Regions from separate parts of the Homo sapiens genome. Here region 1 is linked to region 2. Evidence: read pairs that join two places in POLR2A ChIA-PET (ENCODE). Cell type or tissue: endothelial cell of umbilical vein. All regions are shown on one strand. Links, peaks and the distances in the headings refer to the core of each region. The heading gives the core; the rest is flanking DNA.

What was found. ChIA-PET counts read pairs that join two places held together with the same protein. Peaks named below come from ENCODE experiments on the same cell type or tissue, not always from the same donor. Only the 100,000 strongest peaks of a DNase experiment are listed, where the experiment ranks them.
Region 1: POLR2A ChIA-PET joins it to region 2 with 8 read pairs; 2 of 35 experiments call an interaction of 5 or more read pairs at or near these places.

The regions. Positions count from the first base shown.
Region 1 is chr9:122,813,778-122,818,165 of GRCh38, reverse strand. PDCL (phosducin like) reads left to right here. Exons shown (of 4, transcript NM_005388.5): 4 at 1-69. Among named protein-coding and RNA genes, the nearest start is that of PDCL, 13 kb to the left of the region's middle. In endothelial cell of umbilical vein, for the core only: no CTCF peak of the experiment used is centred there; DNase peaks (open chromatin) are centred at 1,815 and 2,355; H3K4me3 peaks cover 397 bases; H3K27ac peaks cover 2,908 bases.
Region 2 is chr9:121,611,001-121,615,388 of GRCh38, reverse strand. It overlaps a transcript of DAB2IP not described here. Among named protein-coding and RNA genes, the nearest start is that of DAB2IP, 38 kb to the left of the region's middle. In endothelial cell of umbilical vein, for the core only: no CTCF peak of the experiment used is centred there; no DNase peak of the experiment used is centred there; H3K27me3 peaks cover 439 bases.

The DNA of each region.
Region 1 (4,388 bases), core at 69-4,068, 1.2 Mb before region 2:
CTCCTGAGTAGCTGGGACTACAGGCACATGCCATCACGCCTGGCTAATTTTTGTATTTTTACTAGAGACGGGGTTTCACCATGTTGGCCAGACTGGTCTCAAGCTCCTGACCTCAGGTAATCTGCCCGCCTCGGCCTCCTAAAGTGCCGGGATTACAGGCGTGAGCACGCTGCACGGCCTAACCAATCTCTTTATATTGGTTATTTAGATTCTCAGTGTTTTGCTGAACACTTAATGCCTTTGTGTTTTGGGCTATATTTTGAATTATTCTCATAGATTTCTAGAAGAGGAATTACTGGGCAAATAGGGACACTTAAAAATAGCTTTTACAAACCATCTTCTGTTCTCATTGAAAATGAGAATATATTATGCACTTACAGGGAACTTGACTTTGCTTTTCAAGAACAGAAGTTCTAAAATACAGTAGGGCTGGGTGTGGTGGTTCATGCCTGTAATTCCAGCACTTTGGGAGGCTGAGGCAGACATAGTGAGGCCTCATCTCTACAAAAAATAGAAAAAATTAGCTGGGCACGGTGTTGTACCTCTAGTCCCAGCTACTTGGGAGGCTTAGTCAGGAGGATCTCTTGAGCCTGGGAGGTCAAGGCTGCAGTGAACCATGATTGCACTCCAACCTGGGCGACAGAGACCCTGTCTCAAAAAAAAAAAAAAAAAAAAAAATTAAAAAAAAGAGTAGACATGTAATGGTAATGGAGAAATCCTAGACTTTTTTTTTTGGAGATGGTGTCTCACTCTGTTGCCCAGGCTGGAGTACAGTGGCACAATCTCAGGTTACTGCAACCTCCGCCTCCTGGATTCAAACGATTCTCCTGCCTCAGCCTCCTGAGTAGCTGGGATTACAGGTGCCTGCCACCATGCCTGGCTAATTTTTGTATTTTTAGTAGAGATGGGGTTTCACCATGTTAGCCAGGCTGGTCTCGAACTCCTGACCTCAGGTGATCACCTGCCTCGGCCTCCCAAAGTGCTGGGATTACAGGCATGAGCCATCGCATCGGGCCGAGAATGTTAGATCTCTTAACTTTGGTGTCGTGGAAGCAGCATGGGCTTTAGAGTCAGGCAGATCTGGGTTCAAATCCTGTCTGGCAGTCTAGTGGTGTAGCTTCTTTCTGGTAAGAAACCTACCTTTCCTGATGCTCAGTTTCCTCATCTGTAAAATGGGAACAAAAATAACCTGTTTTGTGGAGTTGTTCTGTGACGGTGGTTCTCATGTGTGGTAGCTGGGGCAGCACCAGCAGCAGTGGCGGCCTCAGCATCACCTGGGAACTTGTCAGAAATGCAAATTCTCGGGCTTCACCCTAGACCTCCTGAATCAGGAATTCTGGGAATGACTAGGCAAACTATTTTCATGAGCCCTGTAGGTGATTCTGAAGCTTGTTCAAGTTTGAGAGTCACTGACCTATGGATTAAGGTGAGTGAGTGCACCTGTGACAGAACAAGTGCTCACTGCTCTTGGTTTCCTTATTAAAAGAGGGAGGGAGTTGAAATGGGGTAGCTCTCAGATTGCCTCTCTCCTGTTTTATTTTGTGATTCTCCCTTTTAGCCATGGAATTGGGGGAAGGAAAGAGGAACCATTTGTCTATCACAAACTGTCCCAGAGTCTTCCAGATTTCACGTTTGGAATGAAAGTCTCAGGAAGGCACGGACTTTGTTTTCTTCCTCATGTATGGCATAGAGCAGCGGTCCCCAACCCCTGGGCCACAGATCAGTATCGTTCTGTGGCCTGTTAGGAACCAGGCTGCACAGCAGGAAGTGAGCGGCGGGCCAGCAAGCTAAGCTTCATCTGTTTTTACAGCCGCTTCCCATTGCTTCCGTTACTGCCTGAGCCCCACCTCCTGTTAGATCAGCGGTGGCATTAGATTCTCATAGGAGTGCGAACCCTATTGTGAACTGCCCACGCGAGGGATGTAGGTTGTCCGCTGCTTATGAGAATCCAGCACCTGCCGATCTGTCACTGTTCCCCGTCACCCTCAGATGGGACCGTCTAGTTGTAGGAAAACAAGCTCAGGGCTCCCACTGATTCTACATTTTGGTGAGTTGTATAATTGTTATGTATTGCAATGTAATAATAATAGAAATAAAGTGTACGATAAATGCAATGCGCTTGAATCATCCTGAAACTCCCCCCACCCAACCCCAGTCTGTGGAAAAATTGTTTTCCAGGAAACCGTTCCCTGGTGCCAAAAAGGTTGGGGACCACTGGCATAGAGTAAGGGCTTGGTCTCTAGGCACAGCCTGATACTACCTTTGGAAGCAAGATGCTGAATCCCTCCATGCCTCAGTTTCCTCATCTGTGAAATGCTGATAGTAACATGAGTCAATTAATATAAAGTACCTGGAACACACAGAAGTGTTTTTATTGGTCTAGTGCCCACACTGTGCTTGGCACTTGGCAAAAGATGAATAAACATTTAAGAATGAACACATTGACTCATTGAATGGCACATCTTTTCAAAGTAGGAAGTAGTAACTGTTCAAAGGTGTAGAAACCAAGACTTAGCAGAGTTAAGTGACATTTCAACTTATACAGCTAGTGGGCAGGGCAGGATTAAAATCAGGTTTGTGAAGTTCCAACATTTGTACTATTTTCCTGATGTCATATTCTTGATGGAGAAAGCAAACTGATCAAGTGACAATAAAATAGAAACATTGAAAGACAGTGGAGAGAATAGAGGAAGGAAATAAAGAAGATAATTTATTTTTACTCATTTATTTATTTCATTATTTTTATTTATTTTTTTGAGTCAGAGCCTAGCTCTGTCGCCCAGGCAGGAGTGCAGTGGCGTGATCTCAACTCACTGCAACCTCTGCCTCCCGGGTTCAAGCGATTCTCCTGCCTCAGCCTCCTGAGTAGCTGGGACTACGGGTACGTGCCACCATACCAGGCTAATTTTTTTATTTTTAGTAGAGACAGGTTTTTACCATGTTGGCCAGGATGGTCTCGAACTCCCGACCTCAGGTGATCTGGCTGCCTCGGCCTCCCAAAGTGTTGGGATTGCAGGTGTGAGCCACCGCGACCGGCCAAGAAGAGAATTCAAAGAGCGAAAAGGAGTTGAGCTGATGGAGCCTTGGGTCTCTCAATTCTGCCTGTGTTTCAGGCCAGAATCTCCTCCTGTCTCAGCTGTGGCAGTGACCCACAATGTGCCCCTGTTGAGGGGCATCTCCTTCCTACCATGACTCAAGAGAGTCCTCCCTCCCAAAATCCATCTCTTAGGCTCCTTCCTCCACACACTGCCACCCGTGTCCCACTACAAGTGACAGCAATAGGGAGAATAGTTAATGTGGACTCTGGCTCTTTCAGTAACTAGTTAAGTGCCCTCAGATACATCTCTTCCTCTCCTGGGCCTCATTTCCCCATTTGTAAAGTGAGGAGTTGAACTAGATGATCTTTTTTTTTTTTTCCTCCCCCTCGGGACAGGGTCTTGCTCTGTTACCCAGGCTGGAGTGTAGTGGCGCAATCACAGCTCATTGTAATCTTGAACCGTTGGGCTCAAGGGATCCTCTTGCCTCCGTCTGCCGAGTAGCTGGGACTACAGGTGCATGCCACTGTGCCTGGCTAATTTTTTATTTTTTGTAGAGTGGAGTGTCTCACTTTGTTGCCCAAGCTGGTCTCAAACTCCTGGGCTCAAGCGATCCTCCTGCCTCAGCCTCCCAAAGTTCTGGGATTACAGGTGTGAGCCACGCATCTGGCTAGATGATTTCGTCAGATGCTTCAGACTCTCACATTGTATTAGTTAATTATTAATCTTTTATTTGGAAAACGTTGAAACCTATAGGAAACTGAAAAGAATATTACCATTAACATCTGTATATCTTTCACGTGGCTTCATCAAAAGTTGATATTTTGCTGCATTTGTTTATCTCTGTTTTCTGTGGAACTTTTTTTTTTTTTTTGAGACGGAGTCTCACCGTCACCCAGGCTGGAGTGCAGTGGCGCGATCTCGACTCACTGCAAGCTCCACCTTCTGGGTTCACGCCATTCTCCTGCCTCAGCCTCCCAAGTAGCTGGGACTACAGGCACCCACCACCACACCCGGCTAATTTTTTGTATTTTTAGTAGAGACAGGGTTTCACCGTGTTAGCCAGGATGGTCTTGATCTCCTGACCTCGTTATCCGCCCGCCTCAGCCTCCCAAAGTGCTGGGATTACAGGCGTGAGCCACTGCGCCTGGCGGAACTATTGAGATGTAAGTTTGCAGACATCTTGACTTTGCTCCTAAATACTTCACTGACTCTCCTAAGAAAAGGGTCTTGATCCTGTATAACCAAAATACCATTGTTACACTCAAGAGAATAAACAGTAATTCAACAATATCTAAAACACAGTTCATATCAATTTTCTCTATTTGTTCCCAAAATTTCTTTAATATTCTT
Region 2 (4,388 bases), core at 218-4,217:
AAAGCTTATCAATAGGCATTCCAAGAAGAAAGTGTTCTACAGTCAGAGGTTTGGAAAGTTCTGGAGTAAACAAATCTCAGCAGGTTTCTTTACTGCAGGATTTCTCAGAACCTTTAAAATTGTTCATATGGATTGGTACTATACAAAACAGGTACATAAAGTATTCAGCAGCCTTTTCTTAACCTTCTTTTCTACAAAGCATCTTACCAGGTTACCATTCCATGGAACATACTTGGGCCGACAACTATTGCAGACATAAGGCGTAACAAGGATACACTAAGGCAGTTAAGGTTGAGGGGCCATAGGAAATTTCATGGAGGGCACAGTGCTTGAGATAACTTCTGAAAGGAAAAGAGGCCCAGCACGGTGGCTCACACCTGTAATACCAGCACTTTGGGAGGCCGAGGCTCGTGGATCACCTGAGGTCAGGAGTTCAAGACCAGCCTGGCCAACAGGACGAAACCCTGTCTCTACTAAAAATACAAAAAGTAGCCGAACGCGGTGGTGCACCCCTATAGTCCCAGCTACTCAGAAGGCTGAGGCAGGAGAATCGCTTGAACCTGGGAGGCAGAGGTTGCTGTGAGCCAAGATCGCAACACTGCACTCCAGCCTGGACAATAGAGCAAGACTCCATCTCAAAAAAAAAAAAAAGAAAGAAAGAAAGAAAGAAAAAGAAAGGATTCTATGGGCAGAGACCAAATAGGGGATGTTCCAAATAGTAGAAACCGCACAACAGAATTGCAGAGGTGGGGCCGGGCGCAGTGGCTCACGCCTGTAATCCCAGCACTTTGGGAGGCTGAGGCAGGTGGATCATGAGATCAGGAGTTTGAGACCAGCATGGCCAACATAGTGAAACCCCGTCTCTACTGAAAATACAAAAATTAGCCAGGCATGGTGGCACATGCCTGTAATCCCAGCTACTTGGGAGGCTGAGGCAGGAGAATCACTTGAACCTAGGAGGCAGAGGTTGCAGTGAGCCGAAACCATGCCATTGCACTCCAGCCTCGGCAACAGAGCGAGACTCCCTCTCAAAAAAAAAAAAAAAAAAAAAGAAAAGAAAGAAGTGCAAAGGTGGGAGAGTCCTGGACACATTAGGTCCTGGTTATCATCTTGCAAGAAGGAGGTCAAGGCTAGAAAGGTAGGATGGGAAGGGTCTTTGGGTAAAGAACACGATGAGGATCCCTGAGTTAAAAGTAATGGCTTACTTACCAGTGCTTACCATGTGCCAGGCATTGTGTGAAGCAAAACTATTACAACATAGACCTATGAAGCCGGTTATCTTGTATCCTTTGTTTTAGAACCCAGGAAAATTAAGTGGCCGCAGTTAATTCCTGCAGCTACTAAGTGGCAGGGCAGGGATCTGAAGCCCCCCAGCACATCAGTTTCAACCCCATGTCTTTATCCAATCTGCTTCTCCACCCTAGAGCCATGAGGGACAGGGCAGAAGCCAACACCATCAACACTATCAAGCTGCGGAGAAGAGCCACTGATTTCTTGCCATCTGAAGACTTCTCCCTGTGCCTTGATTTTTAATTTGTATGCCATTGGACAGAATTTCTCCAACAAGTGCATAGGTCATTTGTTCTGAATATTTAAAAGGAGTCTTTTCAACTATCCCAGCACTTCTCCAATAAGTGCACAGGTCATTTGTTCTGTATTTAAAGGGAGCCTTTTCAACTATCCCTCCGCGAGTTTGCGAGAAGTTGCCCAAACACCAAAAACCACATGTGGCCAAACACATCAACATCCTCGACAAGATTTATGTTCCAAGCACGTGGCTGCTGCCTTGATTTATGGGGCCAGTGGAGCTGATCTAAGAGGAAGCGAACCTCTCAGGGGAAGGAGACATCATCATCATCAAATATCTCAATAATCATCTCAATCACAGTAAAAAAAAGGCACCGGGCCACTTCCTGCCCTAGCACTGGAAAGGAAGTGAAATTATTTGCCGCAATTCAATTTGGTAATTAACTAAACAATGCAAAGAGAAATTCCAGCAAGGATATAAATACTTTAAAAATCCCTGCACTAGTTGGTGAGGAGGATGTCAACAACAAACAGGAACTCCAGGGAAGGCAAGAGGCAAGGGCAGTCAGGTCGGGGTAAGGTGGGTCCCAAGCTAAAAACAACAGTGGCCAAGGTGGTTTATAATTACAGACACTACTTCATGCCAGCTCTGTGCTAAGCACTTTACACACATTACCTCACCGAAGCCTCAAAACACTGAGGAGCCCAGGCAGCTGCAGAAGGACCTGCCTGAGGGCACACAGTGGGAAGTGACAGACTCAACTCTTATCCCAAACCTGCATCTTCTCCTTCCACATCCCTCTGTTTCCTGTCCGAAAGCATAGCCTAGATAAATGGGGCTCTAGGAATAGCCAGGACAAATGGGGAAACTGAGGCAGGATTTGACATCCCCCCTCCCCACACCTCCCCAAGTGTCCTAACTGCCAAGCTTGGGGGCTCCCAGCTGACCTGGCTGCAAGACTCCGATGGAGAACTGGGTAAGCTCGGGAAAAGTGATTTTGCAATCCTGTTTGCAGAAACCTGAGCAGTTGTCCTCCTGGGCCTGGCTCTAGCCTTTCTTCCTCTGGGAAACCCACTTGACCTCTTACCTCCCCCCACCAACACGTACACACAACACACAAACACACACACACTGCTGTCTACAGCAACTTCACCAATTTGTGGCTTCCCCAAAGGCTGAGCAGGCTCTCTCTCTAAGGAGGACCCTGGCGGTTCTCGGAAGGGAGAGAGGGAGGAGCAGCAGCTGAGACTTGTTGGAGTTCCGCCCTGCCCCACCTTTACCCCGCATGCCTGCTTCAACAGACACTCACCCCGGTGACTTACACAGCAGAAACAAGCTCACGGGGACTGTGGATACCATGCAAAAGATAAATTTCAAGCACCTTAAAGAAATCTTTTTCTCTATTATCCCCTTTCTCTATTCATCAAAGCAGCTCCCTTAAAAACCCATGTTCAGACACCTTTTTTGGCCAATTTGAGACCCTGTGTATCTCCAAGAGAAAAATCATTCACATTAAAAATAATAATTTTTTTTTGAGGCAGGGTCTCACTCTGCTACCAAAGTGGGAGTGCAGTGGTACGATCACGGCTCCGGCTCGCTGCAGCCTCAACCTCCTCCCGGACTTAAGCGATCCTCCCACCTCAGCCTCCAGAGTAGCTGGGACTACAGGCACACACCACCAGCCCCAGGTAATTTTTTTTTTTTTGTAGAGACAGGGTTTTGCTATGTTTCCCAGGCTGGTAGATTGACTCTTTAATTCAGATCTTCCCCTACCCAGAACTACCTTCACCAAAGGCAGTAAGTTCTGGAAAGGGGTATGGCCAGAGGATCCCAAGACTGCTATAAAGTGCATTAAGAAGACCATCAGTAATAATAATGCAAATAATAAGTAATAACAAAACTGCAGCATTTATTAAATGTTTATGATGTGCAGACACTGTACTGTGTTCTTTCTTTGCACGTATAATTTTAATCTAGGCTGGGCACAGTGGCTCATGCCTGTAATCCCAGCACTTTGGGAGGCCGAGGCAGGTGGATCACTTGAGGCCAGGAGTTTGAGACCACCCTGGCAAACATGGTGAAACCCTGTCTCTACTAAAAATACAAAAATTAGCTGACTGTGGTGGCACACACCTATAATCCTAGCTACTCAGGAGGTTGAGGCAGGAGAATCACTTGAACCCAGGAGGCAGAGGTTGCAGTGAGCCGAAATCACACCACTGCACTCCAGCCTGGGCAACAAAGTGAGACCCTGTCTCAAAAAATTAAAAAATAATAATAATATAATAACAGCCCTAAAAAATAGGTATTATTATCCGCAATTTATAGTTAAGAATACTGAGGATCAGAGAAATAAGATAACTTTGTCCAAGGTCAAACAGCTGGTAGGTAGAGCAGCCAGAACCCAAAGCCAGGTCTGTCTGATGGACCTTAGACCACACACACACCCTTAGCCTGTCTGCTGTACTCAGCTTCCTTGGGGTGGGAACGAGTTACTTGGTGCTTCCCCTAGCTCCTACTCCAAGCCCAGGATTCAGTGGCCATCAACAGATTTCTGTTCCAAATCTGAATCAAAACCTATGGTCAAGGCCAGGCATGGCAGCTCATGCCTGTAATCCCAACACTTTGGGAGGCTGAGGCAGCCAGATCACTTGAAGTCAGGAGTTCGAGACCAGCCTGGCCAACATGGCAAAATCTAGTTTCTACTAAAAATTACAATTAGCCGGGCGTGGTGGCAGGCACCTGTAATCCCAGCTACTCAGGGGGCTCAGGCAGGAGAATTGCTTGAACCCAGGAAGCAGAGGTTGCAGTGAGCCAAGATTGCACCACTCACTCCAGCATGGGTGATGGAGTGAGACTC